Regions from separate parts of the Mus musculus genome. Here region 1 is linked to region 2. The links are chromatin loops, found by intact Hi-C in ENCODE. Cell type or tissue: left cerebral cortex. All regions are shown on one strand. Each heading gives the region's core, and the rest is flanking DNA. Links, peaks and the distances in the headings are about the cores only. Region 1 overlaps Dclk2 (doublecortin-like kinase 2). Region 2 overlaps Dclk2 (doublecortin-like kinase 2).

Region 1 (5,381 bases), core at 58-5,057, 63 kb before region 2:
TGTCTTAACATCCTCGCCTAAGACAGAAGGACTCACATTACACACTATTACAGATCAAATAAAACTTCACAATTTTGAATATATCTTCTATGTTAAAAGCATTCTCTAGCCAGGCGGTGGTGGTACAAGCCTTTAATCCCAGCACTTGGGAGGCAGAGGCAGGTAGATTTCTGAGTTCGAGGCCAGGAAACCCTGTGTGTGTGGGGGGGAAGCATTCCCCTCTCTCTCTCTCTCTCTCTCTCTCTCTCTCTCTCTCTCTCTCTCTCTCTGTGTGTGTGTGTGTGTGTGTGTGTGTGTTTGGGATGCCATAGTCAGAGGACACACTAATGCAGTCCTTTCTTTCTGTCTACATTTATGTCAGTCCTGGTTGTTGGCTTCAGTGGCCAGGCTTGCACGGCTCCCTAGCCCAGCCTGCTGATTATTACCCAGAGCCCATTTGACAAAGACATTTTGACAAAACCCACACTAATTTTGTTCACAAATCTTACATATACTGACTTCTCAGAAACAGAAGGGGATCTTTCCCTATCCAGTGTTAGCAAATGAGAAGGTTAGCAAAGTGTGCTTGGGAATGAAAGACAGAAGATGAAGAAAAAAATATATAGAGAGAGGGAGAATGAGTGTGTGTGGGCACATGTGCTTGTGATGAGAAGGCGCACACACTTACTGAAGTGTGCGAGTGGAAGTCAGAGGTCAACCTCAGGGTTTGTTTTTGCTTTCCTCTTGAGGTGTGTGTGTGTGTGTGTCTTGTTCACAGTTGAGTTTGCCAGGCTGTCTGACCTGTGAGTTATCCTTGTGTTCTGCCTCTCATTTTACCATCCATGTGCTTGGATTACAGAAACATCCTCCTCAGCGTTATGTGGGTTCTGGGAATCTTGTAGTACTGTGCCTATGGGGCCATCTTCCCAGCCCTGAGAATATCTGATAGGTGTTCTGCATGACCTCCCTATTGCAGAAAAGTCATAGATCCCTTCCTTCCTTTGTATGCAGCAGTTGAACGTTTAATTTTTTTGAATTCATTGGCATCAAAATAATTTTTATACAACGTATTTTTTATTGGATATTTTCTTTATTTACATTTGAAATGTCCTCTTTCCCGGTTTCCCTCCCTCCCAGAAACACCCTATCACATCCTCCCTCCAACTGCTTCTATGAGGGTGTTCCTATACAATGTATTTTAATCATATTTTTATCTTCAACTTCTCTCTACTTCCCTATACACCCAACTTCATGTGCTTTCTATAAATAAATAAATAAATCCAATCAAACAATAAAAACCCCAAAAGACAAAACAAAACCCCAAAACCAAACAAAAAACCAAAACATAACAAAAGAACACGATAAAAACTAGGGAGGCCTGACACCAGATGTCTCTGGGAGAGCCAAACAAAACAAAAACAAGAAGAGCAGACACAAAACCATGGAGTCCATTTTGTATTGGCCCAACTACTCCTGAGTATAGGGCCTGTCCCTGGAGCATAAAAACATCTGGTTTAAGGCAGAGTGCTCCAGAATCTGACATGCTCTGCATATTGTCCGGCTGTGGCTCTGTATGTTAGTCGCCATTTACTGCAAGGAGACGCGTTTCTGAGGAGGACTGGGCAAGGCACTGTCTGTGGGGATAGCACGATGCCATTAAGAACCATTTTACTGCTGAGTTCCTTTAGCAGAACAGTAGTGGTGGGTTTCCCCTAGGGCCCAGGCCATGTCTAGTCTCAGACTCCTGGTCTCGTTAGCAATGTTAGGAATGGGTTCCATCTCATGGAGTGGGCCTTGAATCCACTTTGTAAGAAATGGCTGGTTACTCACATGATATTGGCACCGATATCATAATCGGTTACCTTGTAGGGAGGTCACTGTTGTAGTTGGGTAGTATTGCTGATGCTATTGCTTCTCTAATACTGTGTATAGTACCTTCCAATACCATGGATGCAAGGCAGGGGGCACCTTCCTGTTTTGATTAAGAGGATGTGCTGCACTGAAAGCGTTTGAAGCCTAACCTGGGATGACGTCAGTGTGTTGTGTTTAGTCATTCAGAATCGGGTTTTTTTTTTTCTGTGAAATAAAGACAGTTGCCCTTTTCATCTGATCTAGCCTCATGGGACATCTGTTAAGTGAGCAATTACACTTGTACCGTTTTTAATTCAGCACTATGCTTGTATCTGATCAATGCAGCATTTGTCATTTCAGAAACACTGAAGTAAATTTTGTGGGCCATTCCCCTGGAGCCTGATGCTTCTATTTATGCAGGGCTTAATGCTCTCTTGCTGGGCAGTAGCACTTTGGGACACATTGTTCAGGGCTATTCCTTCCATCTCTTACTTAAAGTATCTCCAAAGTGCAGGGAAATTATAGTTAACAGACTAATAGTCAGTTGCCTCCATCTTGGCCTTTGTTGTCTGGTGAACTACTGGCCAGTAATGAGCTTAGAATTTCTTTATGTCCTGTGGAGTCCCATTTGGGAACTTTCTGCAGCTGAAGTAAAGGACAGCTGAGCGACCAAGCTGCCCCTCCTCCCGTTCCCAGCAGCAGAACTGTGGGTGTACAGCCTTCCTGGCTCCAGCAGCCTCCCAGGCTTCCAGGGAAGAGTTGACTCTCTAGAGCCTGGCACCCACTACCTTGCTTACCATCGGCTCTCCCAGAGACATCTGGTATCAGGCCTCCCTAGTTTTTATCTTGTTCTTTTGTTTTGTTTTGTTTTCAGCAGACCTTTCTATAACATGAAAAAAGCTTCCCAAAGGAGTTGTTTATCCCTATGGGTCTCACAAAACTCCCAAACTATGTAGGAGGAGGGAAAGCATTGTGTACCTCAATTTTACAACCTTCTTTCTGAAAAAGGCAACTCACAGAAAGAACTCAACAGAATGATTCCCAGGCCTGAGGAGGCATCTGGGTAAAGTTATTTTAAGAGCTTCATGCTTCACGTTTGGGTGACCCAAAGTGTAGACCTGTTTGCTGCTTTGGAGGCCACTGCCTTCCCTGTGGTCCTGGCATTCCTTTCTACATAAGGACTGTTGGATGAATTCCTTTAGAAATCTAGGAGTTAGTTAGCTTTATTTAGTTCCCCAGCAAGGTTATAATGTAAAGTATGTCTCTAGGTAAGACTTGAAGAGTTCTGGTTGGGTTTTCCTGTAGTTTCTGTCTCTCTGCTGTTGCTAGATTAGTATTGAACTTAAGAGCTGAAGGCTCTTCCCGCCTCAGCATCCCGTGTGCCCACTAGGGCCCTTGTTAAAAATGGACAGATGATGAGCCACTCTGCATAAACTAAGGCTTTGTAAAACAGCTCCCTCATTTCACACATTTTGCTGCAGTTTGGACATATACACCAAATTGTTCACTGAACTATAGAAAAGTATTCAGATGAAAGCCAAGGTTTGTTGACTTTGCAAGAATAAGAGGAAAGCCAGGTGTGGCGGCACACACCTTTACCTGTGCACAGGAGACTGAGGTGGGGGATCTCTGAGATGAAGGCACATTTTGTATGCACATATTTGTGGAAAGCCAAGAATACATAGCTAGAGCCTGTTAAATCAACAACTGTAGTGAAAACAAAGCAAAATAAAAAGCCAGCAAGTACACACACACACACACACACACACACACAAACACACACACACATATACACGAATTAAGGGGGGGACGCAAAGAAAATAGTGAGAACAGCAGCCACAAAATTTGGGTTCTATGAACCTTTGAGATCATAACTTTTAATTAAGAAGTAAAGAAGGATGAAAAAAAAACATACTTGTAAAATATTTCTTTTTAAAAAGTGATGTGCAGAACAGAGGGAACAAAGGCCCAGTAACTGATCTTGCACAATGAATTCTTGCCAAAGCAGACACTGAATGGTGAGACTGGTGAACCAACACAATCAACAGTTAAGGTACCACTAAAAATACTTCTTCTCCAAGAGTAGAAATGAAAGCCTTCCTCTTTTACTAAGACTCTTACTTTGCTTCTGTCTGAATATTTGAAATTGAGCTTTAAATAGAACAAACCTAAGGTTGATATGATCTCTGTGTCTGGGAGAAGACGGAGTGATGAGTTTGGGGATTGCTTTAGGCAGCTAAGTGCTACAGGGACAAAGGCGTGACTCATTTTATTGAAGGGACCGTCCCTGTGTTCACAGGTTGGAACCCTTTAAGCAGAGCCTTGATAAGGAAGACTATACAGTTGGAGAAGGAGGACAGAGAACTGGAGGAGGTCCAAGCAGAGGCTTTGCAGTATGTGGATGTTCCTGGAATACTTGGCAGTCATTTAGAAGCCCCCAGTGCTGTGTGTGCTCTGTGTGTCTGTGTGGAGGATGGGGAGGCAGAGTTGGTATTAGGAGATGAGTCACTTTTGAGAGGCCATAATTAGATGGTAAGAGGCCTCCTGTGCCACACTTAAGGCAAAGAGAAACCACCAGAGAACCTGATCTAATCCCATAACCCTGCTCACTAGGTTGGAGCAGTGTACAACCTGCCAGCCTTCACACCTGCTCTGCGTCATCCTCCCCTTGGCAAACTCTGACGCACCTGTGAAGTCTCTGTTAAGGACAGTTTTGTTAAAAAACAAAACAAAACACAACACCCAGAAAATGGTCTAGGCTGTTGTGAGTGGAGATCAGAGGCATCTGTTGACCACGGCTTAGTCCGGCTATATCAGCTTTATTAGAAAATCTGCCCGCTAGCCTTCTCAGCGTGTTTCCTTGGTTGTTCTTTCCACTGTTGGCCTCTGATAGCATCTGAGCTACTGCACCATAGTTTCAGGTTCCAATTCATCTCTCCAAGTCATTTCCAAGCGGACACAGGCAACATAGTGTAATTTCAAAATCAAACCATAATTGGAAACTCAGTGCTCCTTTGGTGTGGGTCCCAGATCATTCTGGGCCAGATGGAGGGGAAGGGATTCCAGGGAGAAGGTGTTTGGATACTTACGATGGTGTGTTTAAGGGGAGAGGTGAACATAAGAAAACCAAGGCCAGTGCTGCCTCTAAAGGGAGCACTGAACACGGAGGTTGGTAAGTACCTGAAGCTCTTACCAAATAAAGAACATCGAGGACAAAAATGTTGGACTCAGTTTATTGAAAGATGTTGGTTTTAAACAAAATCTCAATCATTAGATTTTTACTAATAAAGACTTAAGAGCCAGATGCTGGTGTGAATACCTGCTAGCTCAGAGAGGCAGAAAAGGCAGCCAGCTGACCTTCCTCCACAGCTGACATCCCAAAAGGAAAAGGAAGTTCTTCTCCACGAAGTCTCAATTGAATATCCTCCCTTCAAACTGAATATCCCTCCCTTCTACTTCCTGTGCCTGTCTATCGGTCCTCCTGACCTCCTTTCACTCTCTATGGTTTTTTCCCTGTGTTTACTCCCTATCAACTGGTTGCTTGCCCCACC
Region 2 (5,381 bases), core at 116-5,115:
TTCTTAAAGGAAGATGGGAGCCGCCAGGAGAATCTGTGGATGGTCATGGTCGTCTAGCCTGGCATACACGGCAGAAAACAGCTAAGGGCCTTTGTTCTCCAACAGGGTGAAGATGGTGATTCCTGAGGTTGTTCTCTGACCCCTCCATCACACACAGACACACACACACAGACACACACAGACACACACACACACACACACACACAGACACACACACACACACAGACACACACACTCACACACACACACTCATATACAGAAGAAACATTTGAGCTGGTCCTTGAACCGTGGCAGGATTTTGGTAGGAAAAAACCCTGCCAGGTGGCCAGACAGAGTGAGCAAAGGCCCAGACTTAGCTCTGCCTTACGGCCACGTTAACAGAGGTTGCTGAGGAGGCTGTGGTATTGGGTTAGGATTCTTCCTGTTCTGTCCTTAGATCCCTCATTCCAAATGAATATTGACTGACTCTCCACAGTAAAGAAACCCCCAGCTGTCCTTTTCACCTTCCAAGTTTGTATTCATTATGTGCTTGTTATGGGCCCACACAGGACACAAACCTGAAAGTATATTGTAGTAGCTTTGACCTGTTGGAGTAAATTACCACACAGCTTAAATCAACAAAAATTATCCTCTCACAGGTCTGGCTTTGGACATGGAAATCTACACTTTGTCTGGGGCTTCTGGCTCTGAGCACACTTCCTGGTGATTGGCAGCCTTAGGCTACAGCCACATCACTGCAGTCTCTCTCCAGCTTCCCGGTTTCTCTTCTGGGCTTTCATTGCTGCTCTTACATCCCTGTGAATTCCCTTGCCTCTCTAGAAGGCTGCTGTGATTCATTTGGGCTAGTCTGTTAATAGAAGGCTGGCTGTCCCTGTATTGCTCTATCTCCTTTTCCTAATAAGGTAATATTTACAAAGTCTGGGGATCAGGACCTGATGCGTTTGGGTAACTATGTCAGAAATCACACAAAGTGACTTGAACACACTGTCTTGCTTGCTGTCTCATCCTCAGCAGTCTAGCTACCAGCAGGGAAGCCATTGGTAGGGAGTGTGTGCATGTTCGTGTGTGCACGTGAATGTGCATGTGCATGCATGCATGCATGTGTGTGTGTGTGTGGTGTGTGTGTGTGTGGTGTGTGTGTGTGTGTGTGTGTGTGTGTGTGTGTGTGTGTGTGTGTTGCTCTTTGCTGGAAAGTGAGGCAGAGCAGCCCACCAACAGACTACAGTAGGAGGAGAGCTATGATTTTTCTACGTGTGAGAGAACAGATGGTGGCGGCCAGCCGAGGAGAGAGTCAACCAGCTCAGCCTTGATGGAGCAGGGAGGTTTTCTTCACGGGAAGGTGGAGTCACTTCCGCTGGGTTCAGATGCTGCTCACACTCTACACAGAGAGAGTTTGATAAATACATTCGGCGGAGTATTTGTACACAGTAGAGTAAAAGCGGCTGTAGGCTGCGCAGGACTTCTGGAAAGCAATTGTGTAGCCTTTATATTAGTGCTGCTGTTTGGCTTTTCATGTAACTAGTTTGAAAACAGTGGCTCTCAACCTTCCTAGTGCTGCGACTCTAACACAGTTCCTTGTGTTGTGGTGACCCCCATCCATACAATTATTTTTATTGCTACTTGATATTGTAATTTCTACTGTTATGAATTATAATATAAATACCTGTGTTTTCAATGATCTCAGGCAACCCCCAAGGGGGTTGTGCCCTACAGGTTGGGAGCCATTGTTTTAAAAGGATCATTTCTTATAGTCAGGCATAGAGAGAGTGTGTGGAAAAACCTAGGAGCAGCTTCTGGGTCCCAACAGGAACATTTCCTCTCTGCTTAGATGGGACTGTTTTCAGGAGCGGGCCAGTACATTCACATGTAGCTTATGTGGAGGCTGTTGTCCCCGTATTTGCTTGATGTTTGAACTTGACACCGCTGGTAGCTTTCTAACCCTGCCAAGAGGGGTCCCACAGTGGGTCCACAGATGTTTTGAGTGCCTTTTGTTGAAAATAATAATAATTTGGGGAAGGGTCTCTGGATAGCGTAGACAGCATATTTTAACTCCATACAAAGAGCTTTTGTTATGCTGCTGACACCGACTGCGTCACACTTATTCATTAGCATCCAAAACTTACCTGAAAATAACTTTATAGACTCTTAACACTGCAGAAAATGGGCAGGCAGAATATGGCATTGAGGCTGGAAACCATAATCTAGTTAGTTTTAAAATAAGCCTGTTTTACTCTAGTGGTGGTGACTGCTCTTGTCGAGTGAGACAAATTCTCATCGCTGCTTTTACATCTGACTCACATGGCGTGAATGTGTGTGGAGGGTTTACTGTGTCTTCTCTGTGTGGCCACCATGGCTGGCTGTACAGCCGCTTCCCTGGACTGGGTCCCAGTGTGCTGGCTGCTGCTTTGTGCTATGCTCAGCAGGGGGCGCTGTCCCTGACTTCCCAGGCTTGTTAGGCTTTGAGAGACTTGGAAGTGTTGAGTCTACAGCATTCAAGAAGCCCAAGTCCTCTTTCCTGAAAGGAGAACAGAGCCCCCTTACATAAAGCTTCTGCGGCTCTTCCTGTCGGTTTGTTCGTCCTGTCTTTTCATCCCAATAATAATGTCATGTTTACAGCTGCCATTTAAAAAAAATTCCAGCTTGAGTTTCTCAGCCGTTCCCCTTTCACAGTGATGTCCAGTATGAGAGATGTGGGCTTAGAGGCGGGAATACTGGGCTTACACTCCCATCTCCAAGGACTGAAGTGAAGCCAGGAGTCAGAGCATACACAAAGCCTTACTCTGTGGCAGCAGTCAGGGGTCATTTTCTAGTAGGTTTTCTGACTTAGCGTTTCTTGTCCTTTGCCAACGCTTATCCCATGACAACTGGGATAGCCATAGAACGTTCTGTGCTCAAGAATTTCGACCCACCATGTGCAACAGCTTACAGTAGATTTTATTCTGTGTGCTATTGTTCATTTGTCATAACTTACTCTTCAAGATATTGTCAGGAGGTTTTTGAATTAGTGTAAAAACATAAATACTATGTGTACGCACCCAAAATATAGGAAAACTAGAAATAGTGTCTGAAACTAGGGATCAAGTGCCATGTCAGAATGCCACATTTTGCTCTGACAGTCATGGTGGTAAAGGCCAAGGGCAGATTAAGCACCACACACATACAAACACACACACACACACAAATGCACACACACACCACGCATATACACCATACATACACACATACAAACATCACACATACATACCATGCACAACACACACACACTGCATACACACATATATACTACACACACACACCATACACACCACATACATATACCACACACACATATACACACACACACACCACATACACACCATAGATGTGCAATATATACACATCTTTAGGTGATAAATGACACATCTATATAAAAGCATCTTATTTCAGCATTTAGAACGTTGAAGGGGTCAGCTACAGATTTTATCCTGTACTTTCTAAAGCCAAATGGATTTGCCATTGAAGTTAGTGAGGATGCACACGTGCAGCCTTTGGAACAGAAGGCTCACTGCGTATAACTTGTGGATAATTTCTTAATTCTGTACATGAGCATTTTACGTCTGAGCAGTCCTCACCCACATCACTCAGCACGGGCAACACTGAGGTAGTGTGTTCAGTGGAGAGGCCGTTGCCATTAAAACGAGCTGTGTGGTTCGGTGCCTTCCAGATTTCTGAAATACGAAGTGTAAGGAACTCCCATCTGGAAAATGACTTCATACCCACTCATAAAAGAAGAAAGCTTATTTTTCATGCATGTTAACATAAAATTAAAATTTATATTGGTAACAGTCAAACGTTTAGTCTTAGAGTTCTAGTGCCATATTTTCTTATGTTCCTAGTCGCTGTTTTTTCATGAAATATTGAAATTAGAAAGTGGCTCTGGTCTTCCTGCCTTACAGAAGGCACAGTGCTGTGTGGACACCTGTCTTTTTTTTTTAAGATTTATTTATTGTATATGAATACACTGTAGCTGTCTTTAGACACACCAGAAAAGGGCATCAGATCTCATCACAGATGGTTGTGAGCCACCATGTGGTTGCTGAGAATCGAACTCAGGACCTCTGGAAGAGCAGTCAGTGCTCTTAACTGCTTAGCCATCTCTCCAGCCCTGTGGACACCATCTTTACTGTCATTGCCTAGAGTGGAATCAGTACAGTTACAATGAGCCCTTCTGAGCATGCTCAGAAGCCAGTTTCTGTAGGGGCTTGGCAAAGAGATATACACTAGTGGCCTGTCCCATCCCGGGGGCTAAGTAGGCAAGTGTGGTTGTCCTTCCTGTGCTGAGAGACATGTCTCCCTTGGCATCAGAAATGAAGGCTATGGTGTACCGTCCTCCAGGCTTTGATGGCAGAGCAGAAGGTTCTGTGGTTTTTATGTCCCTCTCTCCACCCTTTATTTGACAGGAGCATCTGATTGAGAACGAAGTGTCAATCCTGCGCCGAGTGAAGCACCCCAACATCATCATGTTGGTTGAAGAGATGGAAACAGCAACTGACCTCTTTCTAGTGATGGAACTGGTCAAAGTAAGGATGGGCGGGCTCACTGGTGTCCAAGGTCAAAGTAAGGATGGGCGGGCTCAATGGTGTCTAAGGTCAAAGTAAGGATGGGCGGGCTCACTGGTGTCCAAGGTCAAAGTAAGGATGGGTGGGCTCACTGGTGTCCAAGGTCAAAGTAAGGATGGGCGGGCTCACTGGTGTCCAAGGTCAAAGTAAGGATGGGTGGGCTCACTGGTGTCAAATCTCAGAGCATGCAACAATTCTGAGGAACCTTGCCAGAAAAGGATCCTACAGCCTCTTAACCTTTGCTACTCAAACACATCAGTTTCTTTATCTTCTGCAAACTGATGTGACACCCTTCTTATTTCAGAGGACCGAACTGTAGACATTTCGATGCATCTCTTTCCTTATCCTGTAGGGTGGAGATCTCTTTGATGCGATTACCTCTTCAACCAAGTACACTGAGAGAGATGGAAGCGCCATGGTGTACAACCTAGCCAATGCCCTCCGGTACCTGCACAGCCTCAGCATCGTCCACAGGGACATCAAGCCTGAGAATCTGCTGGTGTGTTAGCAATCTCTGCTGTTCTTTTAAATGATTGCAGTGCTATGGAGACATCACAGCACAGAATAACAGGGTACAAACCAATACCACAGTGGTAAACAGAGAGCACACGAAAGGGACTTGAGAAAAGCCAGCAAGTTCAAGTTGGTTGGGGTGTTTTGCATGCACACATAAAACCCTAATGGGCATCTTGAATCAGTGCATACGTTATTTTCTGGACATTAGAAAGTACATTTTCATTTGTCTTTGATTATGTTATTCAGCTTCATGTTCTGATAATGGGA

What was found. Hi-C counts contacts between places; a loop is a spot of excess contacts. Peaks named below come from ENCODE experiments on the same cell type or tissue, not always from the same donor. Only the 100,000 strongest peaks of a DNase experiment are listed, where the experiment ranks them.
Region 1: a loop joins it to region 2, with 2.3 times the contacts of the local background. A loop is called at or near these places in 1 of 42 quality-filtered maps.

The regions. Positions count from the first base shown.
Region 1 is chr3:86,867,758-86,873,138 of GRCm38, reverse strand. The region is part of intron 2 of Dclk2 (doublecortin-like kinase 2); the gene reads left to right. Among named protein-coding and RNA genes, the nearest start is that of Gm46810, 40 kb to the right of the region's middle. In left cerebral cortex, for the core only: a CTCF peak has its summit at 1,952; DNase peaks (open chromatin) are centred at 2,018, 2,568 and 4,212; H3K27ac peaks cover 1,717 bases.
Region 2 is chr3:86,805,300-86,810,680 of GRCm38, reverse strand. It overlaps Dclk2 (doublecortin-like kinase 2), which reads left to right. Exons shown (of 16, transcript NM_027539.5): 9 at 4,440-4,559; 10 at 4,951-5,097. Among named protein-coding and RNA genes, the nearest start is that of Gm46810, 23 kb to the left of the region's middle. In left cerebral cortex, for the core only: a CTCF peak has its summit at 2,412 (motif pointing right); DNase peaks (open chromatin) are centred at 1,272, 2,376 and 3,665.